3 separate regions of the Homo sapiens genome follow, and all the other regions are linked to region 2. A link is a loop called in an ENCODE intact Hi-C map of the cell type or tissue named here. Cell type or tissue: PC-3. All regions are shown on one strand.

Region 1 (8,000 bases), 49 kb after region 2:
ACCTGGAAATATACTTAACCAAGGAGGTGAAAGATCTCTACAAGGAGAACCAGAAAACACTGTTGAAAGAAATCACAGATAACACAAATAAATGGAAATATACCCCATGCTCATGGACTGGAAGAATCAATATTGTAAAAATAACCATACTGCCAATTCCTGTCAAAATACCAATATCATTTTTTATAGAATTAGAAAAAAAAAACTCCTAATATTCATATGGAACCAAAAAAGAGGCCAAATAGCCAAAGCAATCCTAAGCAAAAAGAACAAAGCTGGAGTCTTTTCCAGCTTTTAGAGGCTGCTTGCATTCCTTGGCTGATGGCCACGTCACTCTGACCTCTGATTCCATCATCATATCTTCTTCTCTGATTCTGACACTTCTCCCTTTTTCTCATAAAGACCCTTCTGATTACATTGGGTCTGCCTGGATAATCCAGGATTATTTCTCTATCTCAAGATCTTTAACTTAATTATATCTGAAAAGTCCTTTTTGCCATGCAAAAAAGAAAGGTTCTAGGGATTAGGATGGGACCTCTTTGAAAGAGGGTCATTACTCTGTCTGCCACATGAAGACAATTTTGAAGAAGAACCAGGAGAGGGTCCTTGCCATACTAGATACTAAGATTTATGATAAATCTCCCGTAATTAAAATCAGGTTGTATTGGAAGAGGCATAAGTAACGAGAACCCAGAAAAGGGCTATCATATATGGGAACTTGGTATATGACACAGGTAGTTTTACAAATTAGGAGGGAAAGCCAATAAACACTGTTGAGACCATTAGTTGTCCATGTAGGAAAAAAGAATTAGCTCCCTAACTCATCGTATATATAAATCAGTTCCAGATAAATTGTGTAGACATAAAGGTGAGGAAAATATTAAAATACTGGCAAATAATTTTATGACCTTAAGTAGAGAAAAATTTCCTATAAAGACCCCCAAAGCACAAATGATAAATTGTATACATAAAAATGTAATACTATTCCACAATAAAAGACACCATGCATAAAATAAAAAGACAAGCCAGAAACTCTAAAAGATGTTTGCCATCCATGTAGCCAAAACCAAACCATTAATATTGAAAATACAGAAAGAATGTCTATAAATCTATAAGAAAGTCCAGTTATATAAAAATTAAAATAGATCAGAGTCCTAAATCTAAGAGCTAAAACCATAAAAAATCTTAGGAATAAAATACGGGTAAATCTTCATGACCTTGGATTTGCCAGTGGTTTCTTAGATACGACATCAAAAGTACAAGCACCAAAAGAAAAAATAGATAAGTTGGACTTCATAGAAATTAAAAACTTTTGTGCATGAGAGGACACTATCAAGAAAGTAAAATGACAACCTATAGAATGGAAGAAATATTTGCAAATTATATATTTGATAAGGGTCTAGTATCCAGAATATATAAAGGGCACTTAAAACTCATCAATGGAAAAATGAACAACTCATTTAAAAATAGCAAGGACTTGAACAGACGTTTCCCTAAAGAAGATATACAAATGGCTAACAGGTACATGAGAAGATGATCAATACCATAAGCCATTAGGGAAGTGTAAATCAAAACCATAATGAGATACCACTTCACATTCACTGCAATTGTGTTAACACTTTTTTAAATGGAAAATTAGTGTTGGCAAAGTTGTGGAGATATTGGAACTTTCATAAATTGCTGATAGAAATGCAAAATAGTGTAGCTGCTATAGAAGACATTTTGGGTGTTTCTCTAAAAACTAAACACAGAATTACCACATGACCCAGCAATTCCATACCCCCCAGAATTGAACAGGGACTCAAACAGATACTTTTTAACCAACGTTTATCAGACTACTATGAAAGGTGGAAACAACTGAAATGTTCATTAACTGATGAACGGATAAATAAAATGTGCTACATATATATTACATATATGCATAATATATTATGTGTAAATATTATCTATATATACATATTATGCATATTATATACATACACATACACCTCAATATTATTCAGCCATAAAAAGGAATGAAGTACTGATACACACTACAATATGGATGAACCTTGAAAACATTATACTAAACGAAAGAAGCCAGGCAAAAATGACCATATAGTGTATGGATCCATTTATACGAAATATCATGAGTCAGCAAATTTATAGCGCTAACAGCTTAGTGGCTTCCAGGATCAGAGGTGGGAGGAAAATGGGGAGTAACTGCTTAATGGATATGGGTTCCCTTTTTGAGTGATGAGAAGTTTGAGTGATGATGGTTGCACCGCTAAATATCACCAATGGTAAATTTTATGCTATACATATTTTAACACAATAAAAAAGCACAGGTGATAAACTGCATACGTCAAAATGTAATACTCCTACACATTAAAAGACACCATAAATGATGTAAAAAAGATAAACCACAACTTCTTAAAGACCACTGCCACCCATGTAGCCAAAAAAGCATACAAGATTATAAAGTGAACGTCTATAGCTCTCTAAGAAAATACAAACAACACAATGAAAAAACGAGCCAAGGATAAGATCAGACAATTTATAGAAGAAAGAACCTAAATGTCCAAGAAAAAACAAATATGAGAATGTGTTCAACCTCATTAGTAATTAAGAAAATGCAAATGAAAACATATTTTGCACCCTATTAGACAAGAATCACACATCAGTTAAAAATGAATGGGTAAACTAGATCTAAATATTTTCTTATGGATAAGAAAGGTGGAAACAACCCAAATGTTCATTAACTGATGAATGCATAAATAAAATGTGCTACATATACATTACATATACACTCAAAAACAATGTTGAGTTTAAAAAGTTAAGTTTCAGCTCACTTATAGAATAAACAGACATTTGTGTAAAGTTTAAAAACACATAAACTGAAGCAAATATTTTTATGAATACAGACATCTGTAGTAAAGGTACAAAAACTCAGAAGGACAGATACCCAGTAACTTCCTGATGACAGCTGTCTCTGGGGACGGAGGGACAGGAATAGAGTAAGGGTGGCACAGAAGAGGAGTTGTCCCTTATTTTCATTTATTAAAAACAAAGTAAAACAAACAAACAAACAAACATCTGGAATCCCAGCACTTTGGGAGGCCAAGGTGGGAGGATCACTTGAGCCCAGGAGGCTGAGGCTGCAGTGAGCTGTGATCACGTCACTGCACTCTAGCCTGGGTGACAGAGCAAGACCCCATCTATTTTAAGAAAAAAAAAAAGAAAGAAAAAAAAACTGAAGCAAATAAAACACATTGTTGATATTTGTTAATTCTGAATAGCGGGCACCTATGCCTTTATTGTATACTTTCCATGCTTTCTGTGAGTCTGAAATTTTTTAGAATTAAAAAACTAATAGTCTATTAATGTGGAGAAATAAGACACAAGTCTGCAAAGATGAAGTATATAAATGTGTAAATTTTGCTACGGTGAGGAAATTGACTAAACGTTTATGTGTGAGAGAGAGAAAAAGAGAGAGAATGGCAGATATTTCCTGCATTGAAAGTTGCCAAGTTGGGTTTATTTGAAGAGACCTCATAATGACAACTTTGGTGACACTCCCTAGTCAGGGATCTCTGGATAGGGCAGGGCCCAGAGACTTGGACATTTGCTCAGGACAGTGCGCGCTGCAATCGACTAAGGCTGCTTTCTGTTGCTGCCAAGCAACAAAATTCAGAACAAAAACTGTTACCCACTTCTGATTCATCCAATATTTTTTATAGTCCATGGGTTCATGTTACGTGCTTATTGGCTTAAATTTATTTATTTAAATAAATAAAATTATAAAGTTTAAAATAAACCTAAACTTAAATAATGGTTTAGGTATATTTTAAACCTAAAATATAAGCCATAATATTATAGGTTGGATCAATGTTTTTTAGACTACGTTTGCTATTCTAATCACAACTGGGAAAAAGTGATCCCTAGCCCATTTGCTTTTGAGGCTCTTGCCTGACACCAGTTCATGTTTTCTGAAGAATACCAAAAGGAAAATGTTACCACCACTCACTCATTTAACAAATGATCTGCTGTTGATTTTCTGGGCTGCAGATTCTGTGTTAAACATTTAAACAGCCACACGGAAATGACAACTTACTGACAAAGTTGGCTAAGAAGTTCCATGGTTCCACAGTTCAGATCTCTAAGTATGAGTCCACGTTGCCTGCTTGCTCAGCACACAGGAATGCTTAATTTACATGGTACTTTTTTAACTAATAAACACTTCTTTCTAATGCAGGGCTAACTTGCAGAAGCCTAACTTAGTATTCTTGGGTTTTTTGAACCATATCACAGGAGATAAAGCAGGGAATTCTTTTCCTAAGAATCACTGCAAATTTGTAAATATTGTATGTCAGTAAATATGGCATTAAGATGGAATTTCTGTTTGGTAAGATTAGTGACTGTTATTTTCACAGCATGTTCTGACATAAGAAGAGCATACTTATTTTTTAAGCAGAGTACACGATAAAATGTATAATCCTTTCCCAAATCTCATTATTCAAAATTTTCTAGAACACAGCCTCCTTTGTTAGAATATAACCTTGTGGGCAGGAAATTTATCCTATTTATTTGGCATACAGGTCGTATCTAGTTAGCAGCTGTTGTGAATAGTGCCAACGCCAGATAATTACATGGATTATGGACTGCATTATCTAATCAAGAATCAAGATGCATGCCCTATCTTTTGCTCTTAAAAGATGGCATGAGAAAAACAAACAAAAAAAATGGAAGTAAAATATTAGGATTCTAATAACTCCCCAATCAAGAAAACTGTGTTTTTGCACATGAAGAAATAAGTGTGGTCATTGTGATTTTGGAAAAATATATAATCTCACACTAAGAACAGTAATGTAAACAGCACATGGACAATTAGCTATAAATCTCTAGAAAGCAATTCTTTATACTGAAGGACAAGAACCAAGATATTAATATTTATGGGTACACACACACACACACACACACACACACAAAACAAGAAACATGATGTGGTATGGCCTTGCACCTTGGGTTTGGCTGGCCAACCAAGGGGAAAACCCCTGACCCAAGCTGTCCTGGGCACATTCTCTTTTTGGTATTTGGAAATGGAGACGAGAAAGCTGAGTCAGAATCTACGTGTGTGACAGTCCCTGCCATGTGTAAGCTTGGGCATTCTGGGGAGGCCATGTTTTGCTCTGTGAACTAAAGGGCAGAAAAAGCCATTCAGTAAAGAGAAACAAAGGAGATGAGTGCTGTATAATCTCCTGTTGCTGCTGTAACAAATTACCACAAACTTAATGGCTTAAGACATACAGATGTGTGATCTTACAGTGCTGGAAGTCAGAAGTCTAAAATTGGCTGGCCGTTTGCATTCTTTCAGAGGCGATAGGAGAAATTCTATTTCCTTGCTTTTTCCATCTGAGGCTGCCTGAATTCCTTGGCTTATGGCTACATCACTCCACTCTGCTTCCATTGGTCACATCTTCTCTGACTCTGACCTTCTTACCCGCTTCTAAGGACTCTTGTGATTACACTGAGCTCACCTGGATAATCCAAAATAAATTCTCCATCTCAAGATATTTAATTTAATTGCAAGGTTCCTTTTGCTATATAAAGTAGCATTTTACAAGTTCCAGGAATTAGGACACCTTATGTGTGGTGGGGGACGGGGGGTCATTATTTGCCTACCCTAAAAGCTCAAGGAGGAACAGTGATGACAGGTTCCAATAAAATGAAAAGTTCCAGTAGCAAGCCATTCCTGCATTTCTGCTCTTGGATGCCATGACACACTCTTATACTCCTGTAAGAAGCCTTTTGGGCAACAGCTGCCTGAGCGCTCTGTTGACATGAATTCTGAAGACTTATTGGAATGTCATGATGAGTGAATGAATGTCTGCCAGGGCACCAAACAAGGAGAGCTATCTCATATGTGTCACAAATTCGCCATCCTTGCTCAGGATTAGAAGTTGTAGAATTAGTATGGCTGGGTGTAAAGAATCATTTTGTTCATTATAAAAAGGGGGCTTAAACTATGAACATTTAAATCCTTGTTAATAGTACCAGAACCTTAATTAAGGGCTATTTGCCTCAGGAGCCTGTCTGTAATCTCAGGAGCTGAGAGTAGGTAGGCCACATGTTACCATGCACTAGATGCATAGCACTTAGGAAAAAAATCAACTTGATGATTTTGCTACATAACACCTCTCCCTTTGAACAAAACAGTTGCTGTTTGGGGTCCCAGATCACAAACCTTTGAACAAAACAGTTGCTGTTCAGAATCACTGATCACGGACCTTAGGATCGCATCATACGGCTCCTCCTAAGTAGCATGGCCACAGGCAGGAGGCAATCTGTCTCACTAGGCAAAGCATTTTTCCATGTCAGAGCATTTGCTCACAAGAGAAGGCCATTGGTTTCAGCAACCCAAAGTTTTCTTTCTGTCAGTTTTGTTTAGTGCCCTGTGCCAGGAGCTCACTTATGCCTGTATCCTTGGCTCAATTTAATAGGGAATTCTGCCCTGAGTGACACTTAATAACCTCAGTAACCGCTAGCTCCAGTGTTCTCAGTGACTTCATAGTGCTGAAATTACATCGTCACATTCACACCAGCTAGAAACAAAGATAAGCCCAAGATGGCACAGAATTCATGAGGAGCCGAAGGGTGAGCTGGAGGGTATGGCTACGTTTTTTAAACGGCATCAAGAACTCAACCTGTCTCTCAGAATCAGTGAGAGCACTTAAAAGGAGAGGAGCCAGACTAAATAACTCACCAGGCAGACCTCCTCTGCTTAACTGCCTTGAAGTTTTCCCTTCCTGAAGAATTCTTTCCTCTCTGAAGATTTAAGGAGGCACATGTGATCTAATCCCCCACACTAGCTTCTAAACCCTGTAGAATGAGTGTTTACAAAGTAGAATCTTTTACTAGATATTGTAAGAGAGATGTCTGTGTGTGTTTTGCCAAGAAATTAAAATCCAGTCTTTGCCAAGGAGCATAAATATACTTGGCAGAATCCAGAGGCTCAGTAGCAAAGATAAAAGTAATTGTTCCCTTCAGCCAATTGCTCACACTTATTACAAAACATTTATCTTCCCCCAGGGTGGATTTTCTCCTCTGATGCCGTCTGGCCCAGGAGGACATCATCCTCCGCCCTGGAGGGCCCATGAGATGCTCAGGGCCACATCAGTACATTTCTATGCAGCTCCAGATAGGTACAACCCACAGAGTACAATTACTGACCTGAAACATTTCATCTCTCAGGGATGTGATATTTTCCCCTCCAGTAATGATCAACTTTTAAGAAAGACATTTATATTTTAACTATGTCATTCTTTCCAGTGCTTTAAAACCTGATTTGATTTTCTTCAGCTCTCTGGGCTTTATATAAATGTCAGTAAACTGAATGGGCTGTCAACACCTAGATTAATGATTGGCTAACAGGAGATTTCTTGGTTTTATATTCAGTGAAGCAACTCAGGGACTGTAAGCACTGTGGTGCTTTTACGATTTTTCCCTTAACCCTTTTATGCCCCTAAAGACGTATCACCCTGGGAGAAAAACAACCACAGTGGTCTGATTCTGAGTAAAACCTCTCTGTTCTTCCTTTTCCTGTGCGGTGTGCCCCAAACCAACTAATTATCAGAAAACTAAAATGTTGATACACCCAAATTTAAACTGGTTAAAACTTTTTAACACAATTTGAAGGTCAAAACAAGTCTAACATTTCAACAAAAACTTGTGCCATCATCAGTAACTAAAATTTAATAATACTTGGCAGTGAATTCAATTTACTCTGTGTACTTGACAATACTACAGCTGCGTTTCTTTCTAAAATAGCCTCTAAAACGTTTCAAATAACGCAATTGCTCATTTGTTTAGAACTATAGTTGTTTGTGTACTTATCTTACTTTTCTCTTGAATTGTGTGTTCCTGGAAGGGAGACACTTCAAAGCATTGCACAAGGAAACCAAACATGCATCAGACATAATCCCTGTCGTTCAGGACTTGAAAACACAAGAGATGAGAACTTC
Region 2 (8,000 bases):
TCACTACAGCCTCAAACTTCTGGCCTCACACGATCCTCCTACCTCAGTCTCCTGAGTAGCTGGGACTACAGGCACATGCCACCATGCCCAGCTAATTTTTTATATTTCTTATAAAGACAAGGTTTCACTATGTTGCCCAGGCTGGTCTCATACTCCTGGGCTCAAGCAGTCCACCAGCCTAGCGCTCCCAAAGTGCTGGGATTACAGGCATGAACCACTGTGCCCGGCTGGGACAAGTAATTTTCAAAGTCAGCTTCCCAGAGCCTCGCAAGAGTAGGGCACATGAGAGGAGATGGCAGAGCATCACATCGGGAGGGGTCCAACCTTTTGCCATCTGGTCACCCAGAGCAGCTCCATCAATATTGATACCTAGACTTGACCAAAAATACCACACAGAACAGATAAGCATTACAAATTGCGTCAAGGGTCCCAAGACCACCCCTGGTTTCGAGGCTTCTCTAGACGGACTCGCAGGACTCAGCACACAGTTGCACTCATGGCTATGGTTGATTACACGGAAAGGATACAAAGCAAAAAAACAAAGGGAAGAATCACATGGAATGAAGTCAGGAGGAAGCCAGATGCAGACTTCCTAGAGGCTTCTCCCATCAGAGGCACACAGATGTGCTTCCTTCTCCAGCAACAAGGTAACAATACGAATGAAGTGTTACCCATCAGGGATACTCACTAGAGACTCAGTACCCAAGGTTTGGGGAGAGTTGGTGGCGTAGGCAGCCTATGCCTGGCACATACCAAAATTTCAAATTCCTAGACAAATAGCAGGTGTTCGGCATAAACTATATTGTGTGCAGAAAGCAATCCCAACAAAATAAACCACCCTTATCATGTAAGAAATGGTGGGAACCCTCCAAAAATCCAGGTTACCAGATGTCAACCATGGACAACCTTGCAAGCAGGTCTTTCTAAAAATAGCAGTCTCAGGTCTGCTGTGGTGACTCTTTACTACACACACAAGAAGAAATATATCATTTAAAAATGATATTGTATGTCTATAAAATATAAAGGAATTATCTGATAAACTATTAAAATAAATAAGAGCTTATAAATATGACAATATGGAATTAATAATATGTTTATATACTAGCAGAAACATATACAAACCAACGAACAAAAGGTCCTATATGCAATAGCAACTAAAACATATGTAATGCCTGGAAATAATCTTAACAAGACATGTAGTGACAACATGAAGTAAAAATACAAATTATATTGAGAAATATAAAATAAAACTTGAAAAAGTAACCAGATGATTATTCCTGATTAGGAAGACTGGATATAAAAATAATGTTCAAAATTAATTTATAGGTCTAATGTAACCACAATCAAAATCTCTGCTGCTTTGAGTTCTTTCTTTAAAAGAAAAACATAGGTTTTGGGGGGTTTTTGCCTACTTTGACAAAATGATCTCAAAGTTCACTCAGAGAATAAAAAGGGGAGAAAATTCAGAAAAAAAATATTTGTTAGATGGTGAGTCTTATTCTGTTTTAATCATCTTACAATGATATGATAATTAAAACAATGTGGTAAGTGTACAAAGAATGGCCTAGATCAATGAAACAGTTAAGTCCAAATACGGTCTTAGTATATGAATAACAAAGAATGCCTCACAAATCAATGAGGAAGACAAAAGTTGTCAATCTATGATTTAGGAATAACTGTTTGACAATTTGGAGCACATTCATCTAAACCCTAATTTTTTTTTTTAAAGAAAGCCAATCCTGTCTGATCTTTTTATTACTGCAAATAGCCATTATGAAATATAATGAAAACCAAGATGTGTTTGGCTTTGAAAAGGTTACAGTTACATTAGTATTTGCTACTTCTTTATGTCAAAAAAAGTAGGTAAAATAAAAGGGCAGACAGGCCTGGGAAAAATATTGCCAAGAGTTAATGTATTTTATATATTAATAAAAATATACAGTCACATATTGCTTAATGAAGAGATACATTCTGAGAAATGTGTGATTAGGCAGTTTGTAGTGAGAACATCATACCCCGTATTTACACAAACCCAGATGGTACAGGTTTGCACACCTAGGCTATATGGTATGGCCTATTGCTCCTAGGCTACAAACCAGTACAGCATGTTACTATATTGAAAACTGTAGGCAATTGTAACACAGTGCTAAGTATTTGTGTGTCTAACATATCTAAACATAGAAAAGGTGCAGTAAAAATATAGTATTAAAGGAAAAAATGGTTCACCTGTGTGGGGCACTTACCATGAATGGAACTTGTAGGACTGGAAGTTGCTCTGGATGAGACAGTGAGTGGGTGGTGAGTGAAGGTGAAGGCCTAGGACATTACTATACACTACTGTGGACTTTATAAACATTGTACACTTACATTACATTTATTTTTAATTAAAAATAGGGTTTTTTCTTTGATAGTAAATTAACTTTGGCTTACTGTATGACCACCATATACGCAGTCCATTGTTGACAGAAATGGCTTCATCAGGACATGGTTCTATTATATCTTTATATGAAGCAGAGGCGATAGTAGAAAGTATTTCGTCCATGGCCATGTGGTCTTGGATAAGTCATTTAGCTTCTCTAAACCTCAATTTCCTTCCTTCTTGCAGGTTGTGGCAAGGCATAAATATACATAAAGCTCTTGGCATAATATTCTACTCATTATGGTTGACCAACAAATGATAGCTAATTAGTAGTGGTGGTAGTGGTAATTATACTTGTAATGATCGTAAAAGCTCACATAACTAAGAAAGCATTGTCCCCAAAGATAAATGCGTAAAAAACATGAACAGAGAATTCTCAAAGGAGAAAATAAAACTCATGAACTTGGAAAAATGTTTGACCTCACCAAAAGTCAGAAAAGTTCAAATTAAAGCCATGAAATGGCATTTTTTCACCCACCAAATTATCCAAACATTTTTTTAAAAGTAGTACCCAGTGGTGGGAGGGTGTGTTGAAATCGATATTTTCATACATTGCTGATGATTTATAAATTAGCACAACTGTGTTAGGAAGTAATGTGTAAATATGTACTGTCATTTCCCCAAAAGATCATATTCTCTGATTTAGTAATTTCAAGGCTGAGATTCACTCCTTGGAACAGACCCCAAACATGAAAATGCTACATGCAAATGAATGTTCAATGTAGTTGTTCTTGAATAATTAAAAACAATCTAGCTGTCCAGCAGTGGGAGAAATTACTACAATTTACTCAGTAGATATGATAATTAGAATGTTACTCGGAAAATATAAGAAGTAAGGCCGGGCGCGGCGGTTCACACCTGTAATCCTAGCACTTTGGTAGGCCGAGGTGGGCAGATTGCTTGAGCTCAGGAGTTCGAGACCAGGCTGGGCAAAATGGTGAAACCCTGTCTCTACTAAAATATAAAAAATTAGCCATGCATGGCTAATTTTTTACGTGTGGGCGCCTGTGATCTCAGCTACTTGGGAGGCTGAGGTGGGAGAATCGCTTGAACCCGGGAGGCAGAGGTTGCAGTGAGCCGAGATCACGCCACTGCACTCCAGCCTGGGCGACAGAGCGAGACTCCGTCTCAAAAACAAACAAACAAACAAGAAGTAGTCCAGGCGCGGTGGCTCACGCCTATAATCCCAGCACTTTGGGAGGCCGAGGTGGGCAGATTGTTGGAGGCCAGGAGTCAAGACCAGCCTGGGTAACAATAGCAAAAACCCCGTCACTATCAAAAATACAAAAAATTAACCGGGCGTGGTGGCAAGCACCTGTGGTCTCAGCTACTCATGAGGCTGAGGTGGGAGGATCGGTTGAGCCCAGGAGGCAGAGGTTGCAGTGAGCGGAGATTGAACCACTGTACTGCATCCTGGGCGACAGAATGAGACCCTGTCTCGAAAAACAGTTAAAAAATTAAAAAGAAAATACAATATGAGAAAATAAAACAGGAAGCAGCATTGTATGTGTATTGTATAGCAGACAAAAGTGGAAAGACATATTTCAATTTAGAAACAGTAATATTAAAATGTATGATTATGGAGAATTGCTACTTTTATAATTTATAAATTATAGTTAATTAAAATTAGATTTTGATAATTATTTCCACATGAGTTCTTTCTTCTTTAAATGACACCAAAATTTAACCTCAAAATCTTGGCAAACACTGACAGCCCTGAGTTTTTTTATATTGCTCCTCTAGAGGGAGCACAAGTGCTTAAAATACTTCATAACCATGACAATGTTTCACAATAGTCAAGAATTTTAGAAGGGCAAGAAAACACAGTAATCTACTGCAGTTTATCAGTAGTGTAGTCTGGTGTAGATAATCTAGTCTTAGATACAGAAGACACCCTCTAGCTATAAATAATTTATTTTCTATTATTAGAGCTGCTTTTAAGTGACATCAATTTTCTTGCATTGAATATATCATCTTTTTGAGTTGAAGTTCCCAGTAGACAGGAAAATGATGAAAAGGAAAAGAAAATCAAGGATGCAAGCTACTCTCAAAGTCCTAATGTTACTGACATGGAATTATAGTTTAATAACTTTTCCTTAAACTTCCAAAGAAAAGTGCTATCAGCCCATTTAATTTTTTTTTTTTTTTTTTGGTTGTTGTTGTTTGTTGTTGGTATCCTATTAATGTTGAGTTCCGCAGAGCACCAAGAAAAGGAAAGGAAAGAATTTGTATCTTTGATGTATTAGTTAATTTGACTAGGTGCCTACCCAGGCAGGGCAAATCTGATCAACAATCCAATGTGTCTCTTGCTATGCCAATTGCAAAAGGAGATGGGGTTTCGCTTTGGACGGTCCTCAGGGTCAGCCACTTTCTAGCTCTGAGTCCACTCTAAATGTTCTCAAGTTTGTTCGATTTGAATTTCAAAAACCCTAATTACGGTGCATAATTTCCTTCTGTAACCCAGTTTTGCCACAAAGCTTCTTGGAATCAAGAGCAACATGAACAACCATAGCTTCTTCACAAGTACTTATTCCTCCTTCCATCTTTATACACCCAGACAACAAAAAAGGCAATAGAAGATGGGGATGATAGGAACCTGAGAACTCTTTTTTCTTCTGACCTGAACAATGAACATCTTTTCAAATAACATAACAAGTCGTAAGAGAACAGCAGATGAATTATTTCACATGGAATCTAGAGGTAGAAATGCCCCATAAAACTTTTCTATTTGGGGAAGGCTTGCTCAGGAATCTCATTTCCTCTATTGGGTGTAGTCTAACAGATGAGATAAAAGGCCAGGATCCTGCAGGACCATCCCCGCTGTGGAGCCCTTGCCCAAAACGGAGGTGGTGAGCTTCACTCCCTGCCTGTCGGGACATCTTCATCCATCTTCTTTGCACTTTCAAACTACTACTACTACTTAGTATTGTAATCACTTTTTATTATTTAAAAGGATGTGAGCATTGTAGAAAGTTACCCTCCAAAAACCCAAAACCCCTGCTAATTTAACTTAAGGTTCTCCAGCTTTCCATATCAATACATTTTTATCTTATCTAATATCTAGTCCATATTCAAGTTTCCACAATTTATTCCCAAAGTGTCCCGTATAGTTCATTTGTTCAACCCACAGCCCAATCCAGAACCATGCATTGCTTCTGGCTGAAATGTCCTTTGAGTCTCTTGATCGAGCCCGATTTCTCTTCTTCTTCCTCCTTTTTTTTTGTTTTGCGACAAAGTCTTGCTCTATCACCCAGGCTGCAGTGTTGCAGTGTAATCACAGCTCACTGCAACCTCGACCTCCTGGATTCAATCAATCCTCCTGATTCAGCTTCCCAAGTAGCTGGGACTACAGGTGGGCACCACCATGCCCAGCTATTTTTTGTGTTTTTAAATAGAGATAGGATTTTGCCATGTTGCCCAGGGTGGTCTCAAACTCCTGGGCTCAAGCAATCGACCCACCTCAGCCTCCCAAAGTACTGGGCTTACAGGCATGAGCCGCTGCACCCAGCCCTATCTTTCTTCTTTTTAATGACTCTGACTTGTTGAAGAGCCAACCAGGCCAGTTTTCCTAATTCCTGACTTTGTCTGCTTGCCATTTACCATGGCATTCAACTTGTTCCTCAACTGCTGAAGTTTACATCTGAAGTTAAAACTAAATACGATGAATTCAAGTTAATTTTTAAATCTATCATAGATGGTGGTATACTTCACATTGCATCTTCATCATATTAGAGAACATAAATAGTAATTGCTTGCTAAGATTCATCCCTAGGTTAGGGTAATAGTCTAAGCCTTTTATTGAGTGACAGAATGCTGATTTTCTAATTCTGTCATTCTTCTACATTCTTGGCAAGCATTCTTCTGAAAATAGAACTTTCTCTTTCAGCTGGAGCTATTTGGTTACTCTAAGATACATTTCTTACATAAAGGTTAGATAAATGCTTAATTCTTTCTTTCATTACCAATTGTCAAAGTATGAAGTCAATTGTCAAGCCATCTCAAATGATGGCTTACAAGTTCTCTTTTTGGCTTTCTCTTTTTTTAATGTCCCTATAGAAATATGGATTTTTAAAATTTAGTGTGATTCAATTCATTAAATCAATATTCTTTTTGATGTTCAAATTGTTGCAAATTTGGGTAAGGGTGGGCTCCCAATTTGGACATACTTTTTATTTTTATTTTCCATTAAAAAATATTTTTAGCATTTCTTTTGTATTTGTCTACCTATTTATTTTTGTACATGAATAAGTTCTTTAGTGGTGATTTCTGAGATTTTGGTGCACCCATCACCCAAGCAGTGTACACTGTATCCAGTTGTAGTCTTTTATCTCTCACCCCACTCCCGCCCTTTCCCCCACTCCCCAAAGTCCATTGTATCATAGGCCTTTGCATTGGACATACTTTTTAACTTAGATTTTACAGATAATATTCCTTCCTCTGGGCATTATCTCAGTCCCCAATTTATGCTTAATATTTTCTGTTTATGTTCTTCTCTGTCATTGATTTAGAAATACTCTTATACCATATATCTGTGTACGTTTTGTCTACTATAAAAAAGTTTCACTTTTTAATTTTCAGGTTTACAATTCATGTCATAAAAACTATCCTTATTTGCCAACTCAGTGATTTGTTGTCCATTTTCTTATCAGTTTTCAAAATTTTATTGTTGTTGTCTCTTCTCCGACAACAACACGGTCTCGTGGAGAGGTAGGCAGGAGCCAGGGCATGAAGAGTCTTATATGCCAAGTTGGAGAATTTAGACTTTCACCTGAAGGCGATCAAGTGACATTGAACAGGCATTGCAGAGGAGTATCATGATCAGATCTCCTTTTTGGAATGATCAGGTGATCAGGCTACAATATAGAGTATTTCACAGACGTGAATAGGACTAGAGGCTGGAAATCCAGTGAGGGACCTAACCTGCAGTGATTTAAGTAACCAGCCCTAAGAAAGTAGCAGTGGGTATACAGAGAAGTGAACAGCTCTCAGTGTGTTTAGAAGTAGTCACAAGGGCAAGATGCCATGGCTCATGCCCACAATCCCAGCACTATCAGAGGCCAAGGCAGGAGGATTGCTCAAGCCCAGGAAGTCGAGGCTGCAGTAAGCTAACGTGCCACTGTACTCCAGCCTGAGTGACAGAGAGGCCCTGAATAAATAAACAAACACATAAGAAATAATCACCGACGGGATTTGGTGATTATTTAGATGTAGAGGCCAAGGAAGAGGAAAGAGTCAAGGATGACTCCAGGTTTCTAGCTTGGGCAACTGCATGGGCAATGATGCCATCCACTGAGATCTAGAACAATGGATGTGAAACCAGCTTCACAAGGAAGTGTGGCATCCTGCCTTTATAAATGCCAAGTTCCACTACGTTTTATCCTCATTAGGATATTAATGACCACATTTTCCCAGTGAATGCACTTTTCTATTTCAGGAAGTAATACAGATCTTTTCTACTTGAAATCACCAACATTCCCTCTTTTTTTCTTCCACAACCTCCTCATCCTGCGCTACCAGCTCCAGCACACTACCGCACCTGTGCCCACATACACTGGCTTCCATCCTGCTTCAGTGGAAGAAA
Region 3 (8,000 bases), 110 kb after region 2:
CCTCAGCCCACAACACCCCAGGCTTTTATTCCACTTCACACCTGTCACCATTACTTCAGAATTTTATGAATTCCAAGGCACGTTTTTCTTTCTTCCTGCTATAGTTCCTGTCATAGTCCCTTCCTGTTATAGTTCCTGCTATAACAGCCAAAAGAGGATCCATCTAGTCCCCGATCCTGTGTCCACACCTTGGTTTAGTCTTTTCATGAATCTTATAAAAACAAATCAGGAACATGACATCAAATACACATTTCCCTGCCTTTTATGATTTTAGAGATTACTGCCATAATTAAAGGCCACTTCAGAAGATGGACTTACATTTGGGAAACAAAGTAAATTGTATTTTCCTACATATTTATAAAACTATAGAGCTGGGTAACATCAAGCTACTGGGATGGAATATGTCCTGAAAAAATCCTTATCATAGGAATATCTTATTGACTACAAAATATATATTTGGACCATTTTGAGATATGACCTCATCATCAATGAAAAATTATTTTGTAAAAAATTTCATGCAGACACCATACATACTTAAACTTTGAGATATTGGTCTATCTTAACCATAAATCTGTAAGTTTTATTTTTAGCACTGGAATTTTTTTAAGTACCATTCATACCACCCTCCAATATATGAAATAAACAGAAGTCAAGTCACTCTGGTTGAAGCTCAGGAAGGGGGAACAGAGTACCAGCTGTCAGCACCTTCCTTCTCCCCATTAGCAGTGCCTGATGCACTTCCATAGGCCCATTGTTTTAGAATCATTGATCTAATTTGCTCCCAGCGGGCATGAATAATCCCACTCCACTAATAAGGCTCATCTGAGTTGTATCAGATTCTTCAGAGAAACAGAACCAGTATAATTTGTGTGTGTGTATTCACTCCTTAAATAAATATATATATCCCTTAAATATCTTTATATATGAATATACTTACATATAATATTTATATATATAAAATAAAGACTATTTTGTCCGGGCACGGTGGCTCACACCTGTAATCCCAGCACTTTGGGAGGCTGTGGTGGGCAGATCACAAGGTCAGGAAATCAAGACCATCCTGGCCAACATGGTGAAACCCCGTCTCTACTAAAATACAAAAAATTAGCCGGGCATGGTGGCACGTGCCTGTAGTCCCAGCTACTTGGGAGGCTGAGGCAGGGGAATCGCTTGAACCCAGGAGGTGGAGGTTGCAGTGAGCCAAGATCACGCCATTGCACTCCAGCCTGGCAACAGAGCAAGACTCCATCTCAAAAAAAAAAAAAAAAAATTAGCCAGGTGTGGTGGTGTGCATCTGTAATCCCAGCTACTCAGGAGGCTGAGGCAGCAGAATCGCGTGAACCCAGGAGGCGGAGATTGCAGTGAGTCGACATCGCGCCGTTGCACTCCAGCCCCGGTCACAGTGAGAGACTCCGTCTCAAAAAAAAAAAAAAAAAAAAAAGATATTTTTAAAGAATTGGCTCATGTGATTGTGGGGCTGGCAGTCTGAAATCTGTTAGACATTCCATCAGGAATTGATGCCTTCCTGAGTCCCAAGCCAGACTGGAGTCAGAACTTCTTCCTTGAGACCTCAGTCTTTTCTCTTAAGGCCTTTAACTATATGAGACCCACTCACACCATAGTGGTTAATCTGCTTTACTTAGTGTCTGCTGATTTAAATGTTAGTTACATCTAAAAAAATACCTTCACAGCAACATCTAGACTGGTGTTTGATCAAACAACTAGGCACAATAACCTAGAGAAGTTGGCACATAGAATTAGCTAACATAGTAGCTGAACCCAGCTTGGGCTGAGTTTCCTGGCTCATGTAGAAATAAGAAAGGCTCAAAAAATTGCTGACCAGAGATGAAAAAAGCATCTTGTAGTGCCAATGTGATCAAAAGATGCTACTTTGAAATGATTAATGTCCAAAACTACAGGTCGAGCAAGGGCCACAAGCAGAGTAAAGAAGGCCTAATTTTAGTGAATTTGGCTTATCTCAAAAATGAATCCTAGAGTAGAAATTCATCACCAAAGTTCTGCCAGAAACGAAAAGCTTTTCATTAAAGATCTATTAATATTTGAGGTTGATAAATTGAGGTTGAAACTCTAGCAGATTGGAGTTTCATACATAACTGGGACCTGTTTCCTAGCAGCTGGTTCTTGTTACCAGGGATGTAAATGATGAAAATAAAATTTTTGCCTTTTGAAAGCTGAGCTCATACTTCTTTTTCAAAAGACTATTAGCTCTTTAACCTAAAAAAAAAAAAAGATTCAGAAAGGAGTGGCTGAATAACCAATACAGTATGGTTCACTCATGCATTATTTAATCACTCAGAAAGTTTTTGGAATGTAAGTTGTGTACTTTTACACTACACAGCCCAAGTCTCAGAACGGGCCCCTCTAAACCCACTCCCAAGCTGAACTACACACATTACTATGCTGGTACCACTCTTATTTTGGCCTCATGTGTTGGATCAGGGCAGCCATTTTAAAAAATTGACAGATGACATTGTATGTTTTTATTGTATACATGATGTTTTGAAGTATATATACATTGTAGAATGGTTAACAACTCTAGCTAGTTTAAAAATACATTAACTCACATAGCTGTCATTTTTGTAATGAGAGCACATAACTTCCACTGTTTACATTTTTCAATAATACAATATACCATCAACTATAGTCACCTTGCTATACAATAGATATCTTGAAATTTACTCCTCCTATCTAACTGTAATTATGTATCCTTTGACCAGCATCTTCCTATACCCTACCCCTCTAGCCACCCTAGTCTCTGGTAACTACCACTATACTCTCTACTTCTATGAAATCAGCTTGTTTAGCTCCCACATGTGAATGAGACCAAGCAATATTTGAGTTTCTAGACCTGGCTTTTTTTATCTATTTACTTATTTTTGAGACAAAGTCTCACTCTGTTGCCCAGTCTGGAGTGCAGTGGCGCGATCTCGGCTTACTGCAACCTCTGCCTCCCAGGTTCAAGCGATTCTCGTGCCTCAGCCTCACGGGTAGCTGGGATTATAGATGCATACCACCATACCCGGCTAATTTTTGTATTTTTAGTAGAGGCAGGGTTTCACTGCGTTGGCCAGGGTGGTCACGAACTCCTGACCTCAAGTGATCCATCCGCTTCAGCTTCCCAAAGTGCTGAGATTACAGGTGTGAGCCGCTGCGCCCAGCTGGGCTTATTTCATTTAACATAATGTCCTCCAGGTTCATCCATGTCACAAATGTCAGGATTTCATCCTATTTTTATGGCTGAACAGTATTCCATTGTGTATATTTACCATATTTTTTTCTTTCTCCGTTTATTCATTGCTGGGCATTTAGATTGATTCTGTATCTTGCATAGTGTGAATAGGGCTAAAATAAATATGGGAGTACAGATATCTCTTCACCATAGTGATTTCATCTCCTTTGGATATATACCCAGTAGCGTGTGTACGTGTGTGTTTAATTTTCATTTTGACTCAGTGTTCTGTGGAAAACTTTAATTCACTTAAAAAGGCTGAACTAAAAATATCAATAAAGTTTCACTTTCAGCACAAAACTAGAAATGATGTAAATACAATTTTTTTATCTTGAAGAATTATGATTTTAAGTTGGAGGAGGGATGAGGGAATTAACAACTGTGTTTATGCTATTGGCGTATGTCTTGGCCAGTTTTGCTAGTAAACATCTTTGTCAGTTCTATGGGAGCAATTAAACATGAAATATGCAAGTTTTGAATATTGCCAAGTCTTCAGGAACACGTCACTCTCATAAAATGAAACCGTATTGTACTTTCTCTGCTTTAGTCATATGCCTGTACCATTCATGTCAATAAAGTTTCTTTAATTTGTTGACTGGCATCTGGGTTTTAAGAAGCAGAGAAGAGAATCATGATAAATTTATGTTTCAGGCTATTAAGCGATATTTAGAAAAACTGAAATAAATAGTTAATTGGATACAGTCATCTTGTTAGCTTTAATAGTTTTTCTGCCTTTTTTGCAGTCATGAAACTCTTTGACAACCTAAAGAAAGCTATGGGTCTAGGGCCGGGCGCTTGGGAGGCCAAGGCGGGCAGATCACTTGAGGTCAGGAGTTCAAGATCAGCGTGGCCAACATGGTGAAACCCCCATCTCTACTAAAAATACAAAAAAATAGCGGGGTGGGGTGGTGGGCGCCTGTAATCCCAGCTGCTGGTGAGGCTGAGGCAGGAGAATCATTTGAACCTGGGAGGCAGAGGTTCCACTGAGCCAAGATCATGCCATTGCACTCCAGCCTGGGTGACAGAGCTAGACTCCGTCCCCCTCCAATCCCCCCCTACCACCGAAAAAAAAAAAGAAAAATGGGTCTAACCCCCAGAAGAATGCATACATGTTCATGTACACTCCACTTTACCTATGTGTATTACAGACCCCAAGTAAAAAAATCCCTCCTTAGATATAGGATATTTGTGGAGTGGAGCTCTGCATAAGCAAGCACAGGTCCTCTAACAGAGCCACCTCTACCTGCAGTTTCAGCAGTCAGCCTCTAGCTTACTAGGTGCATGTGTAGATAGAATGTAGTCCTGGGTTCCAATTACCCTTCCATCAACCTTCCTAAATGTTCTGGGACTTCTCTTTGTATTCAGGATCAAAGAATTTTAGACTATTAAACCAAAGGTGAAACAAGATTCCTGATGTTACAAATATTTACAACTATTTTTTTTGGTAACTATCAGAGAGCACTAATGACAACTAAAACAATTCAGAAACACACGGAATAGAACAAACTACACAATGTGCTAAATTTCATATGATAAAATCTGACTTAGGTAATCAGGGATAGTTTTTTCTTCAAATAGTTTATTAAATCAATTTGTACCAGAAACACACGCACACACAGGCACACATATATACACATATACATATATGGGCATACATAGTGAAGCTCTGAAATTACAGGAACATACATAGTATTTATGTTAATATATTTTTGAATATTATTTATCAAGACTATGCCTTTCTTGAAAAGATATCAAGATCTGAAAATCCAAAAATATAAAACAAGAATCTGTGGATTTTCATTTAAAAAGTAATTCTTGGGCCAGGCGCAGTGGCTCATGCCTGTAATGCACTTTGGGAGGCTGAGGCAGGTGGATCATGAGGTCAAGAGATAGTAACCATCCTAGCCAAAATGGTGAAACCCCGTCTCTACCAAAAATACAAAAAAAAAAAAAAAAATTAGCTGGGCATGGTGGCGTGTGCCTGTAGTCCCAGCTCCTCGGGAGGCTGAGGCAGGAGAATCGCTTGAACCTGGGAGGTCAAGGTTGCAGTGAGCCAAGATAGCACCATTGCACTCCAGCCTGGGCACAGAGCCAGACTCTGTCTCAAAAAAAAAAAAGTAATTCTTAATTTTAAAAAAGTACAAAATTATTTATTCAACTAGAAGTTCTGTCCATTCAACTACTTGTCACACATCTGTATAAAAGGGCATTTACTCAGAGGATTATTTTATTATTATCAGAAAACATAAAAGGTGAGTTGAAAGATATCAAAAAAATCTCTATTTTAAAAGGACACTTTGGAGCCATAAAAATCATTATTTTTCTCTAGCAGACCAAAAGCTAAAGATCATTTTCAGGGGGATGGACCAACAGCAATGGATAGGGCCTGAATTCTCAGATTTCCCATAGCATCAGTGGAGAGAGAAAACTTCCACTTTATGAAGCTAGATTAGAGCAAGTGTTAACAAAATAAAGTCTTCTACACATTAAAAAAAATCTCATACCGGCTCATTAAGGGAGCAAGGGAATTACTAGAAATAACTCTGAAATTCTTTCCCACAAATACTGAACTTTCATTCTTTTTAAAATGCGTGTCTGTCAACAATTACAAGAAGGAACAGTAAGACAAGGAAAACAAAGAAGTTGCTGATTATAGGTTCTGTTATGAACAAATATATATTTTTAAATTTTATATTTTCAATGGTAGACATGATTTCTTACATGTTTATAATAATTGCACTTGGGTTGATTCCTAGAAACTTGGGAAAGTATAATCACATAGTTTATAGGTTTTACATTTACTTTTAGAAAGGCAAATCATCTCATGCATTCCTATAAGAAAAAATACCTTTGTGAATTCTTGGGTTTATACTCCTAAAATATAAAAATGCTTTCTCAGGAAAAATGAATTATGATCAAAATTTTAAAAATCAGAGATGCAGAACTCAATCAGAAATTCCCTTCATAGGCTAGGGGAAGTGACCAAGGATAAATCAAAACACTAAGACTAAAAATGTTTCAGGTACTGGTTGTGTCTTCAGTGTTTTCCCTGAAGCCCAAATCAGATTTAAGTAAGATGTAAGAGGTATGAGAGGTCTGCCTTGAATCCTAGAGCTTGGAAAGTCTTTTGGAAAAGACATGGAGAAAAGAAACACCTTTGTGAAAACCTAGACAACTATGGCCGAGTGACTGGGATACATTTGTAACAACGTAGAAAAGGTGAAAAACAACAAATTCTATATACAGGTGATTGATGATTTAAAATATCAAAATAAACTTTAAAAGTCCTTTATACCATTGAAAACATACACTTTACAAAAGCACTATACCATGTAATTCAGATTCTGAGACCTGTACACACTTAAAAGCAGAAAGTGTTTGCAGTACTACTTATAACAGCATCACCTAAAACACCAGTCTTCAACCAACAGGTGATAAATGGCAGCACAAATAAATTATCTAAAATATATTCTCCCTTAAATTTGTTTTATAAAAATCCTGCCTAGGGCTGAAATTCATCAACTTCTGAAAAATAAGAATTTGGAAAATCTCACTTTCAAATGTCCAAGAAGAAATCTCATAACCATGGCTCAGTGGCTTCCTTTGGTGACAAAAACAGGGTAAATCGATGTTATAGTTCATCAATATCACAAAATGGATTGTAGGTTGCATTTGCCAGGCCTTTCACAGTGTCCTGGCGTTTATTTTCCTCTCTTATGGGTTTTTCTTTATTTTATCATTTATGATCATTTATTATAATAATGGTTTGGTGGTTTCTCCCACATATTTTCAGAGCATCTTAGGCAAGCTCCTTTACCTCTCTGAGCCTTAGTTTCATCATTAGTAATATAAAAATGGAAACATCTACCACTCAGATCTTCCTTCTTGGGACTTGAGTGTAATTTATCTTCTAAAACATGGAGTCTCTCTTCCCCACACACCTGGGAATTTACTACAGTTTCATGGCAATTATTTTTTCATGATTCATCTTCAGGTTTACAGCTTATCATGGATTTTTTTTCACCATGTCTCCTTAAAAGATACAAATGGATCTACCATTTCCTCTGTCTTGTTTTCCTGCATTTCCTGCTTTTCATGCCTAGAAACAGAAAGATTACACTCACATGATGAACATCCATACTAACAACATCCCATAAAATGTTACCAATCTGAAAATTTCTGATCTTGACTGTCACTCCATCTTCACTTTAAAAAAAAATTGTTTTTAAAGGAAAATTGCCATAAGATTTTAATTCACCTCCATCAACATCCATCCCTCTACCCCTACCCCTCGCCTCCCATCAACTGCTCCTACCTAACTTGTGGTCTATGGGAAACACCCTTGACTTGCAGTCTGCATGCCTGGTTCAAGCTCTGATTCTACTCCTTAAGAGCTTCAGAAAAATCTCCTTAACTGGCTGGGCGTGGTGGCTCACACCTGTAATCCCAGCACTATGGGAGGCCGAGGCGGGTGGATCACGAGGTCAGGAGTTCGAGACCAGCCTGGCCAACATGGTGAAACCTCGTCTCTACTAAAAATACAAAAACTAGCCAGGCGTGGTGGTGGGCACCTGTAATCTCAGCTACTCAGGAGGCTGAGGCAGGAGAATTGCTAGAAACTGGGAGGGGGAGGTTGCAGTGAGCCAAGATTGCACTACTGCACTCCAGCCTGGGAGACAGAGTGAGACTCTGTCTCAAAAAAAAAAAGAAAGAAAGAAAGACAGAAAAATCCCTTTAACCAGGGGTTCCC

Evidence for each region. Hi-C counts contacts between places; a loop is a spot of excess contacts. Peaks named below come from ENCODE experiments on the same cell type or tissue, not always from the same donor. Only the 100,000 strongest peaks of a DNase experiment are listed, where the experiment ranks them.
Region 1: a loop joins it to region 2, with 2.6 times the contacts of the local background. A loop is called at or near these places in 5 of 110 quality-filtered maps.
Region 3: a loop joins it to region 2, with 3 times the contacts of the local background. A loop is called at or near these places in 17 of 110 quality-filtered maps.

Annotation. Positions count from the first base shown.
Region 1 is chr14:52,344,841-52,352,840 of GRCh38, forward strand. No RefSeq gene overlaps it. Among named protein-coding and RNA genes, the nearest start is that of PTGER2, 35 kb to the left of the region's middle. In PC-3, no CTCF peak of the experiment used is centred here; DNase peaks (open chromatin) are centred at 3,671 and 4,111; H3K4me3 peaks cover 1,673 bases; H3K27ac peaks cover 3,646 bases.
Region 2 is chr14:52,295,721-52,303,720 of GRCh38, forward strand. No RefSeq gene overlaps it. Among named protein-coding and RNA genes, the nearest start is that of PTGER2, 15 kb to the right of the region's middle. In PC-3, a CTCF peak has its summit at 4,178 (motif pointing right); a DNase peak (open chromatin) is centred at 4,171.
Region 3 is chr14:52,410,485-52,418,484 of GRCh38, forward strand. No RefSeq gene overlaps it. Among named protein-coding and RNA genes, the nearest start is that of PTGER2, 100 kb to the left of the region's middle. In PC-3, no CTCF peak of the experiment used is centred here; a DNase peak (open chromatin) is centred at 3,767; H3K4me3 peaks cover 366 bases; H3K27ac peaks cover 735 bases.